2 separate regions of the Homo sapiens genome follow, and region 2 is linked to region 1. A link is a contact called in ENCODE Hi-C or POLR2A ChIA-PET data. All regions are on one chromosome and are shown on one strand. The core of a region is the stretch at or near the end of the contact, and the rest is flanking DNA. Distances in the headings are between cores, read along the strand shown.

Region 1 (5,605 bases), core at 1,990-4,489:
TCCACCATGAACAACAATGAAATCATATCATTTGCAGTAACATGAATGGAGCTGGAGGTCATTATCTTAAGTGAAATAAGCCAGGCACAGAAAGACAGATTCCGCATGTTCTCATATGTGGGAGCTAAAAAATCTGATCACATGGACGTAGAGCATGGAAAGATAGATAGATAGGAGAGATTGGGAAAGATGAGTGGAAGGGAGAGGGGAGGATGCAGAGAAGTAGGTTAAAGGTTACAAACATGCACAAATATAGAAGAAATAAATTCAGTGTTTGATAGCAGAGTAGGGTGACTGTACTTCACAAAACTGTACTGTGCTCTGGTGACGGGCACCCTAAATACCCTGGCTTCATCACTACATGTTATATACATGTAACAAAATTTCTCATATACCCCATAAACTTGTACACATAAAAATAATTTTTAAAGAAGTTAACTTTGTACACATGTAGTGGGCAATTTTTTCCTTCTAGCCATAGATTGAAGCCCAAACTTGATATTCTACATAATATTAATATTAACTAGGCAGTTTCTGCTGATGCCAGTTCTTAGAAAGATAACAAATTTTTACTCCTTAATGGATAGTTCTATGTTTCACCAGGTTGTAATAACATGTCCATTACCAGTAAGAGACATTTTCCCAGTACTCTGTAGTGGAGCTCAAATGGAGCATATTCTGGCTTTGCCACTTACTAGGTATTTAAGCCTTAGCTTCCTCATCTGTGTGATGAAATAACAGTACCCACTTCAGGATGGTCACAAAGATTCAACAAGTAAGGCATGCAATGCATTTAGCATGATGTCTGGCATACTTAATGCCCCAGAAAGGTTTTTAAAAATAATTGTAAGTATTGAGTGTAAAACAGGCTCTCTGACTAATTCTAAGATTGGAGAGATGAGAGACTTTTCCATGTGTTGAATTTTAGATAGAACACAAAGTCGTGTGTGTGTGTATAGAGTATATAAATGAAGCAGTACATACTTAGTATAGTTCCTGGCACAGAGTAAGTAATCCAGATAGATTAGAGAATAACAGCTATGAGTATTATTATTAATTCAGTTTTCAAATGTTTATAAAATGTGTACTTTATTAATATGGTTATATGCAGACTTTAAGACAGTTATATATGTATATATTTAAAGAACACTAAGCTTGCTATATAACCAGTAAAGATGTGCAGGGTGATATTAATATGATTAGAATACAAATGCCTTCAAGACAGGGTCTTTTTTCTTTTTTTAGAGACAGGGTCTCACTCTGTCACCCAGGCTGGAGTGCAGTGGCTTGATCATAGCTCACTACACCTTCAAACTTCTGGCTCAAGCAATTCTCCCACCTCAGCCTCCTAGAGGCATGCGCCACCACACCCAGCTAATTAAAAAAATTTTTTTGGTAGTGATGGTGTTTCTCTATGTTGTCCAGGCTGGTCTTGAACTCCTGGCCTCAAGCAATTCTCCACCTTAGCCTTCCAAAGTGTTGGGGATTATACGCATGAGCCTCTGGGCCTGGCCAAGATAGGGTCTGTGTGTGTTTTGTTTACTGCTGTCTTCTCAGGGACTAAAATGTGTTTGGTACATAATAAATGCTCAAAACACTTGGATGAAAGGATGGATGAATATGTGCTAGACACATATCAATGTGTGTGCTTGCTTAGCCCCTTGCAGTTCTAACTGATCATGAATTTTTCCATGGCATAAAGGTTGAGAGTATAACTTCTGTCACCAGGCAGTTCAAGTCTACTTACTGGCTGTGGGTCTGGGGCAATTTACTTAACCTCTCTAAGCCTTAGTTTCTTCATTTGTAAAATGGGGTAATAATTATTTCATTGATTTATTATGACTATTAAATTAATCAATATTTGTAAATCGCTGAGAAGAGTATCTGCCTTGCCTATACTATGCTCTATGTAAATGTTAAATAAATAATTAAATAAATAATAAGTCAATAAATGCCACTTGTGCCAGGAATGTGCACACAACCGAAAGACAACCATTCATTGGCTGACATTGGCATGATTTTGGCTTAGGTCATAAAGAGCTAGGCCAAATTTCTCTTTTAGGACGTTATACCTGAGAAGTTGGAGATTAAGTCAGTTAGCTATGAGAAAGGAGATTTATAGCCCAGGGAAGAGGGTAGTCATTAAAGGATGCAGGCAACAAAGATGCCTTGTTGGCCAGGGCATTGATGAGAGTGGAGCATGCTGTGCACAGAGGAAGGGAGAAAATGGGGAGGGGAGGGAGGAGGGCAGGATGCTGGGGTATGGGGGTTAGGCCACGTCAGAGTGGTTCCCCCAAACCCATTCTTTTTATTTGTTTGTCTTATAACTTGAGTGAAGCTCTGTTCCTTGTGAGACAAAGGACATGATGTGATTAGTCATTCCTAATAACTAGCTTGCCGTGTCTTAATTTATTCCTTTTTGGTAAATGATTAATTGTTTAGGAAAAACCCACCTAAAAGTTGTTGTAGGATATGGCAGTAGAGGCAGTAGCAGCTACAAAGGAGGATAAGTTGACGTCTGGCTCCCCACACTCAGGCAGTGTTACGTTGCATACAGTATAATGAACAAAGAAATCTGTTACAAAGAAGTGTCTGCCTATTTACTGGAAAGTCAAGTGTCCTTGGATAATTCAATAGTGCTTGAGAACATTATATGTTAGGGTTTAAGTAAGTGACTAGATAAAAAAGATAAAATCGTGTTTACTATGGCTTCTTTTTTCAAGGTAGAGAAGCATGCTGTTCATTTTGAGGTTTCCTATAACATCAGGTAAAGTTTAGCCAGATGAACTTTGTACATTGTGTGAACCAGTATTCTTTTAGTTGAAAGTGATAAAAACCCTCCTCAAAGTAGTCCAGGGGCAGAGGTTATATGGAGTTTCTTAGGACTCCGTTGCTTTTGCTCCAAGTTTACATGGTTAGGATTTTGGATAGAAAAAGAGAGAGGGGAGTGGGGTGTGTGGGTGGCAGGGAGAGGGGGGAGAGAGAGAGAGAGAGAGAGAGAGAAAGAAAGAGACAGACAGACACTCTCTTCCTCCCAACATCTATACACAAAACTAAGTGAAAGGGCACAGGTCCTGCTTGGGTCACATTCCTACTTCTGGTTGTACCACTGTATCCAGGGGGATGATGAGAGCTTGGTCCAGTCTGAGTCATGTGTTTCCTCTGAGGCAAGGGGGCTGGGGTACCAAGAGTGACAGCCCAGCCCAGGCCCTGCAGAGTGGAGGAGGGGAGGCTCTGCAGGGGAGGAGTGCTGGCAGGCAGAGACAACACTTCCACTCCAGGCAAATGAATGGCAGAGTGTTTGTTATTCAGGAAACCACTCCTCCAGAGCTCTGCTCTCTTGATGCCAGATAAATGAGGCTTCACGCTATTTGGAATTACTTACTTTCTTTGGGAATACGCAAAATAAAAATTGTGACACATATAAAAAATTTACATTATCATTTTTTAAATCAATTGTTTGTACTTATACTGTCATACAAAGGGAAACTTTTTCACAAGCTTTTATACAAACACATTAGTAACAGTACACCCCCATTTCTATCCTCCAAATCTTAAGATCTTGGGAAGTTGAAACCAGTCTGGATGGGGAGTAGCAACTGTGAGTTCAGAATTCTCTGTAGTTAGGATGCTCAGGATGCAGGCGTTTTGTTATCCTTTACTTACAGTCACTGTGGAAAAAAATTACCTTGGCATAAAGGTTCTCCAGTTTTGTTATGCCACATTAACCAAGATGTGTAAATGTCATAAGTGAACTATTGATATTATTTAAGTGTTCCAGAGAGACTGTACCAGAGCTCAAGTCATCCCCAGGAGAGCTTAACCTACCTTCCTTCCATAAGTAAAGCATCTCTGACATCACATAAATCAGCCCAACCTCTCTAGTCAGTACAGACTGCCTTTTTTTCCTACCCTAAAAAATTTGCTGCTTGACATTGGAATGCAGAATGAATATGCTGCTTTTGTGTTTCACAGGTTGACACAATGATAAAGACAGATCCCAGGGTCAAAGCAAAATTCTCTGGTTACCCTTTCTAGTCTAATTAAAATTTATAGGAAGTGTAGCTTTCTATTAGGTTTTCCATGCCAGACATGAAAGATCTATGTATCTTTCCTTCCCATTACTATGTGTCTGGCCAGATTGTTTCATGCTGTTAGCATCCAGGTTACCTGGTACAGTGTATGAAATTTTCTTACGTGGATTTTGCAATGGGCATACATCCTATTCAGTTTTTAAAACAAGTGCAGCAAGTTTTAAAACAAGTCCACAGACTTTTTTTTTCTCAACCTTTTCTTTTATATTGGACTTATATAGGTAGTAACAAATATGTTCAGTGTTCTAGAAATATTTGTATATGGGGTCTATTTGAAGACTGACTAGCGGTCGCCAGGTAGACATCATAACAGGAAAGGAATCAGTAGGAAATTTGCCACTTACAAAAGTACATGTCTGCTTTCAAGGCTAACTTAATTATTAAAGCCTATGACTCACTTGAGTTGTTAAGTCTTTCTGTCCCCCTGCAAATATTAGTTAAATGTCTATACCAGAGAACAAGAGGTACAGGGCCACAGTGGTGATCTTGATGGGGGGCCTCGAGTCCTGCTTAATAGAGCTCAGAGTCGATGTTAGCCCGTGAAAATATTTGCTCAGCCTTCATTCTCAGGAAAAACTGATGAAATGTAAACTGATGAATGCCGCGATAGGATCTTTAATAGAGGCTATAGCCAAGTACAAGTAAGTTGTTTCGAAAGATAAGTGTATAGAAAGCTAAAGTTTGACAAATTAATTGTTGTTCCCTGCTGAAGGAACATTCTGTTTTCTTTCCTGCAGTGGCCACTGACCTCTGGCTGGGGCAGTGGGGGTGCCTGCTTAAGGAGATAACCCAGGGCTGTTCAGATTTCTGTGTAACCTCTGACTGCCATGTTCAGAGTCTTGCTGATTTACTAAATAGATTAAGATACTTTCCAGAGATTGGGCCAGCTTGATAGGTTTCCTTTGTCTTAGTTGCTCCTCCCTCAGAGCTTGCATCAAATCATTCTCTTCAGGGAAAATTTGCCCCAAGAATCCCATGGAACCTGATGTGGTTTGTACTGTCTTTGGATTCCTGTGGCATTTTAATACTGTTAAGATCTAGATATCATACTGTTCTCTGGCATTGTGTGAGTGTACATTTGCCTTCTCAATTAAATTATCCCACCAATTCAATTTGCAGAGTGTTTTCAAAAGAAACATCTTATCATCTCATTTGATATTCACAAAAGCCCTCTGAGAGAGGTAAAGCAGGAGCCTCTGTTTACAGATGAGCTGAGTCACAGAGTCGGATATACTTGGAGCCCTTGCTCTGACTGCAGTGCACTGAGATAGACAGAGGAGAATACAGGTTGAGTAGTCTTTATCTGAAATGCTTGGGACCAGAAGCGTTTCATATTTCACATTTTTGTTTTGATTTTTAAATATTTGCATTATATTTACTGGTTGAGCATCCCAAATCTATAAGCCTGAAATGCTCATTGGAGTGTCATGTTGGTACTCCAGAAATTTTGGATTTGGGAGCATTTTGGATTTTGGGTTTTGGGATTTGGGATTCGGGTATTTGGGATTATT
Region 2 (5,894 bases), core at 2,795-5,294, 49 kb after region 1:
TTATGCTCAAATTGTTCCCTTTTAAAATCAATTGCATTAGAACAAATTTGTATTTTCAAAACAAGCATTAGAGAGAAGTGACTGTACTGGCCGGGTACAGTGGCTCATGCCTGTAATCCCAGCACTTTGGAGATGAGGTGGGAGGATCACTTGAGGCCAAGATTTCGAGAACAGCCTGGGCAACAACAGCCGACTCTACAAAAAAGAGAAAAGAAAAGAAAACTGTACAATAAATTCTTTTGACTTTGTTTATTCTCTTTGATATTTACAAAAATATAAATGCAAGTCCTTTAGTTGGTCTAAAGAACAGGCTCTTCACTCTTCATTGCCTTGGTTATGAATATGTTATAAACAGAATTGTGGCCAGAGCTCACTCTTTCTGTAGTTACAAAGTGATGTTTGCAGTCATTTGCTAATCTTAGGTTTTCTCTTCTGGTTTCCCCACTTGTGACACATGTTCTTTGTGGCGGAAAATGGGGCAGGGATGCTGGGGCTGGCAGTTGCTTTTCTTTGATGTATGATCGTAAGGTGAGCATTTTTTAGTAAAACTATGTATTCAAGTGTCCATCAAGGGATGAATGGATAAACAAAGTGTTTCTATACAATAGAATATTATTGAGCCATAAAAAGGAATGAAGTACTGATACATACTACAACTTGAATGAACGTTGAAAACATTATGCCAATTGAAATAAGCCAGACACAAAGGGTCACACATTATATGATTTCATATATATGAAATATCCAGAATAGGTAAATCTGTAGAGACAGAAAGCAGGTTAGTGGTTGCTGGGGGCTGGGGAGAGGAGGGTGGAGGGTATGAGGAGTGACTGCTAATGGGTATGGGGTTTCCATTTGGGGTGTTAAAAAAGTTTTAGAACTAGATGATGGGGATGGTTGCACAACCTTGTGAATGTACTTAGTGTCATGAGTTGTACACTATTTAAATGATTAAGATGGTAAATTTTCTGTGATGAGTATTTTACCACAATTAAAAAATAGGCCGAGCATGGTGGCTCATGCCTGTAATTCTAGCACTTTGGGAGGCCAAGGTGGGAAGATCAGGAAGGCCAGGAGTTTGAGACCAACCTGGACAATATAGCTAGACTCTTTCTCTACAAAAAGTAAAAAATAATCTGGGCATTTTGACTTGTACCTGTAGTCCTGCTACTCAGGAGGCTGAGGCAGGAGGATCACTTGAGCCTAGGAGTTAGAGGCTGCAGTGACCTATGATCGCACCACTGCACTCCAGCCTGGGCAAAAAAGTGAGACTCTGTTAATAGATAGATAAATAGATTACATAGATGATGGATGGATGGATGGATGGGTGGATGGATGGATGGATGAATGGGTGGATTGATAGATGGCATATGTTGGATCTCTGTCCTGGGCATGGCACCATGCTTAGCATGGCAGAGGATACAGTGAGGAGTGAGGCAAGGTGCTACCTCCAAGGAGTCTGAAGCGTAGTTGAAAGATGAGATAAACAGAACAATAGTCAGACTGCAAGACAGAAATGAAATGTGCCATGGAGGAGGTGAGAACAGTAGGCTGCAGGTGTCCAAAGCAGGAGTGCACCTGTTCTGGAAGAATCTAAATGGTGTTCTTTCAGGAAGTAGCACATCAGATGGACTCACTGCGTCTGAACTGAGTGTCACCTAGATAGCACTGAAAAATATCTATTCCTAGGCTAGGCCCTATTCAAATTAAGTAAAAGTCTCTAAAGGGAAGAGCTTTGGAATAGATTTTTTTCTGTATATATTTTTTAAAGATTGCCAGGTGATTCTTTTACGCAGCCATTGGTGCAAACCACAGGTTGAAACAACAGTCAGATATTGATAGGTGTATTCTGGGCAGAGGGAATTTTAGGGGCAAATGCCCAGCTGGGAGAGCCCAAATTCTGCTTGACTAGATATTAGGGTAAGCCAGAAATAAAAATGTCTGCAGTATAGATAGACTGGAGAGAGGCAGGCCTGTTGGGAATGGGTTTTAATGGTCTTTAGTAGGTGCTCTCAAGGTGGAGTCTAGGGGTCCCTGAGACCCTTCTGGAGAGTCTGTAAGGGCAAAATTATTTTCATGATAATTGTAAGATGTTGTCCGCCTTTTTACTTTGGATTTGATGTTTGTGTCAATGGTGCAAAAGCAATGCTGGGAAAACTTCTGGCTACTTAGTGTGAATCAAGACCCTGGCACCAAACTGTAGTGATTGTAATTTTTACCTCTTTTTGTTCTTGCAGAAAAAATAGGAGTTTCACTTAAGAATGTCCTTGATGAAGCAATAAAAATCTCAGTCCCTCGGGTTCACATCTTTTTAATATTCTGTGGGACAAGATAGGAAGCACACATAAATTACTTGTGCTGTGTACTAGAGAATGCTGGTTGTCTTGAGGAAAAACACTTCCACAAATATTAGAGTGAAAACAAGTGAACTAGACAGTTTTTTCATGGAATATCATTTTACTTGGTAGACTGACACACAATAGTTACTCAGACTTTGGTGTTTGACAGACATTTTTTTGGAAATGAATAACAAGAGCCTGTCACTTCAAGGTAAACAGTTGACAACATTTATTGCCAATGATAAAATTTGAACTTTCAAGCAAAAATGCAAATTTTGGAAAATGTGTTATTTCTGCCACTGAGAACATAACAGCATACCAACACTTTTAGACTTTTTACTTTTATATTGTATAATGAAATGCATCAACATTTGGATGATCTGTATTACAGGTGAACCAACATTTTCCAGTATTAGTGGTGGGGAATGACCGTGTCATGAAGGCTTGACCAGGATGGGGATAGCTCAAGGAGGCAGGATGGCTCATTGTTTATGTCTTCTTCAGGAACACAATGAAGTAGGTTGAGTTTCCAGGATTTGGCCCCTGCATTGGGGATGGTTGGAAGAAAAGCCAAAAACCATAGCTTCTTCAAGCCAGTGGACTTAAAAAACAGTAGTACTTTTAAAGAAACAAGGAATTCAAGGCAAGAGCTGTTTGTGGGGCTAGGGGTAAAGAAAAATGATGGCTTTGCCAAAATTTGCTAAATTTATATCAGGCTGGGTCCTGATACACATTTCTAAAAATCCAGGCGAAGCATGGTGGCTCATGCCTGTATTCCCAGTACTTTGGGAGGACAAGGCAGGAGGGTCACTAAGGCCAGAAGTTTGAGAACAGCCTAACAACACAGCAAGACTGTCTCTACAAAAAAAAAAAAAAAAAAAAAAAAAAAAAAAAAAAAAAAAAAAATCAGCCAAGTATGGTGGTGCATGCCTGAAGTCTCAGCTACTCAGGAGGGATGAGGATTGTTTGAGGCCAGGAGTTGGAGGCTGCAATGAGCTATGATTGCACCCCTGTACTCCAGCCTGGGCAATAGAGCAAGACCCTATCTCTGAAATATATACATACATATTTTTTAATTTTTAAAAAATTCTTTATTGAATTTTTGGAAAAGAAGCTAAACATATTAAAGCTTGTCTACTTGGGGGAGACTTTTATGGAGTAAGATACAGAGAAACCAATTTTCCAATGTGATTTTTTTCTCTCCTTACCTGCCTTAATAATCATAATTTCCCTTTAAAAAAAATCTTTTGTGGTACTACAATTTAGTCCTCTCTGGCCCACTGACCTTAGTGTCAGAACCCCTGATCTTGTGCAGAGTTGCCCTCTCCTCCTCATCCCAGCTGTTTTACCAGGGTCCTAGTTCTTCTGTTGTTCCTACACACTACAAATTTTCTTCCTTGGTCTTCAATACTGGCGTTTGTATTTGGGAACTCACGAACAGATCTCTTTGGCTTTTAAACTGCTAGAACTTGGCCAACACCCCACTTTGCCTCAGGAATTTCCTAATAATGGCTCCTTTCACCATAGCCTCTGACCTAATTTGTTGTTGTTCTTTATTTGCATGCTCGTTTTTATTGAATATGCAGTAGTATAATTTCTCTTTCCTATTAGTAATCCACTCCTGCCTTCTAAAAACCCTAGTCGGGAAAAAATCTGTGGTTTCCTGAGTACACAGTCAGCTGTTTCACAACAACAGCCTGTCACGTCCTTGAAGACAGTGCTGAGGTCAGGGATACAAGAATTGAGGTAGAAACTGGAATAGAATATGCAATTTTTCTGTGTGGGCAATTGGGAGAGATGAGAGGCTACTGAAAGGTACCTGAGGAGGAATCAAGAGCCAATGAGATTGAGAGGCCTCTTGTGTGAGCCACTGTTTCTTTGCTATAAAGAAATACCTGAGGCTGGGTAATTTATAAAGAAAAGAGGCTTATTGGGCTCACAGTTCTGTAGACTGTATAAGAAGCATGGTTCCAGCATCTTCTTTTGTTTTTTTTTTTGAGTTGGAGTCTCCCTCTATTGCCTAGGCTGGAGTGCAGTGGCACTATCTCAGCTCACTGCAACCTTCACCTCCTGGGTTCCAGTGATTCTCCTGCCTCAGCCTCCTGAGTAGGTAGGACTACAGGTGCCCACCACCACACCCGGCTAGTTTTTTTGTATTTTTAGTAGAGATGGGGTTTCACCATACTGGCCAGGCTGGTCTCGAACTCCTGACCTTGTGATCTGCCCGCCTCGGCCTTCCAAAGTGTTGGGATTACAGGCATGAGCCACCACACCCAGCCAGCTCCAGCGTCTTCTTCTGGTGAAGGCCTCAGGAAGCTTACAACCATGGCGGAAGGTGAAGAGGGAGCAGGCGTTTCACAGGGTGAGAGAGGGAGCAAAAGAGATGCTATGTTCCTTTGATCAACCAGTTCTCATATGAACTCATTACAACAGTGAAGGCACCAAGCCATTCATGAAGGATCTGCCGCCATGACCCAAGCCCAGCCCACTAAGCCCACCTCCAACATTGGAGGTCACATTTCAACATGAGATTTGGAGGGGACACACATCCAAATCATATCACCTCTCATGGGGAAGGCAAAGAGAGGGTAAGCTGGTGGCTAGAAACTAAAAACAAAGATTTGAGAGGAGAGAGATGCTACAGGTGTTGGTACAGTTGTGTGGGTGTGAGCATCCTGGCACTTCCACTCACTTCCCGTTTACTGTGAGCAGAATTTTCTGGATGGGTGTGGAAAAGTCTTCATCCAAGTTGGGTCTGAGCAGAATCACAGAGGCTCTTGGAAATGGCCCATGTGGATTTTATGTAGCCTACTCAACTCTTTTTTACATGAATGAAGAAGTCTGTACTTATTTAAAGTATCTGACAATTCCAGGTTAGGCCGGCAGGTCCTACTCTGCCCAGAACAGGGACCTCGCCCCTGGCCCTTATATTAGGAACTTGGTCCTGTGCAGGTCAGGACACTATCACATGAGTTCTGGAGAGCAAAAGCCAAAGATGGAACTGAAGGTTAGGGAGTGATACATTTTCTGAATTAGAGCTCATGAACATTAAGATGGTTAAATATGAAAAATAGAAATTACTGTCTAGAATTAAAATAAAAAAAATGGCAAGATAACAAAAGACTTGTGAAAATGCCTAACATAGGTGTAAGTTCAATATAGGCTAAATGATGTCAGTATAAACTGGTGGTTTTCCACCAATTTGTGAAATTAAAGTGTTTTTCTCAGCTTGATATGGATACACCTGAGACCCCCGCCTATGTCCTAAGGAGAAGAAGGCAGAAATAATGAGAACTGAGGCCTTCCCTACCCCCTCCCTCCACACACAAGGTGGGTCATACCCCTAGCATCCTCATACCTACCTCTCAGACCTCAAGGCTTCCCTGCCCCACTGGAGATGGCTTTTCTTCCCCAGAGTCCTCACAACCCCTCCTGGGTGTCATGTGATCTACTTGAATGCTGTCAGGCACTAGCTATTGAGCTTGTGCCAGGACCAGAGGCCCCAGATGTGATGAACTAAAAGACCACTCTTCCTGTACCTCAATGACATCACCT

Evidence for each region. A loop is a pair of places that touch in the nucleus more often than their neighbours do. ChIA-PET counts read pairs that join two places held with the same protein, here RNA polymerase II (POLR2A). Pooled maps may share reads with other maps.
Region 2: a loop to region 1 is called in a map of IMR-90, with 1.9 times the contacts of the local background. The contact joins two enhancer-like sites. A Hi-C loop is called at or near these places in 2 of 168 maps with a recorded cell type or tissue (IMR-90 and posterior cingulate gyrus) and 4 of 50 pooled maps. POLR2A ChIA-PET finds 5 or more read pairs at or near these places in 2 of 52 experiments (H1 and PC-3).

Annotation. Positions count from the first base shown.
Region 1 is chr7:112,159,910-112,165,514 of GRCh38, reverse strand. The region is part of intron 1 of DOCK4 (dedicator of cytokinesis 4); the gene reads left to right. Among named protein-coding and RNA genes, the nearest start is that of DOCK4, 44 kb to the left of the region's middle. RefSeq lists an enhancer at 3,010-3,550. Within about 2 kb of position 3,239, at least 7 of the 41 ENCODE cell types and tissues checked have a DNase peak (open chromatin) inside an H3K27ac peak, as active enhancers do.
Region 2 is chr7:112,111,086-112,116,979 of GRCh38, reverse strand. The region is part of intron 1 of DOCK4 (dedicator of cytokinesis 4); the gene reads left to right. Among named protein-coding and RNA genes, the nearest start is that of DOCK4, 92 kb to the left of the region's middle. Within about 2 kb of position 4,044, at least 7 of the 41 ENCODE cell types and tissues checked have a DNase peak (open chromatin) inside an H3K27ac peak, as active enhancers do.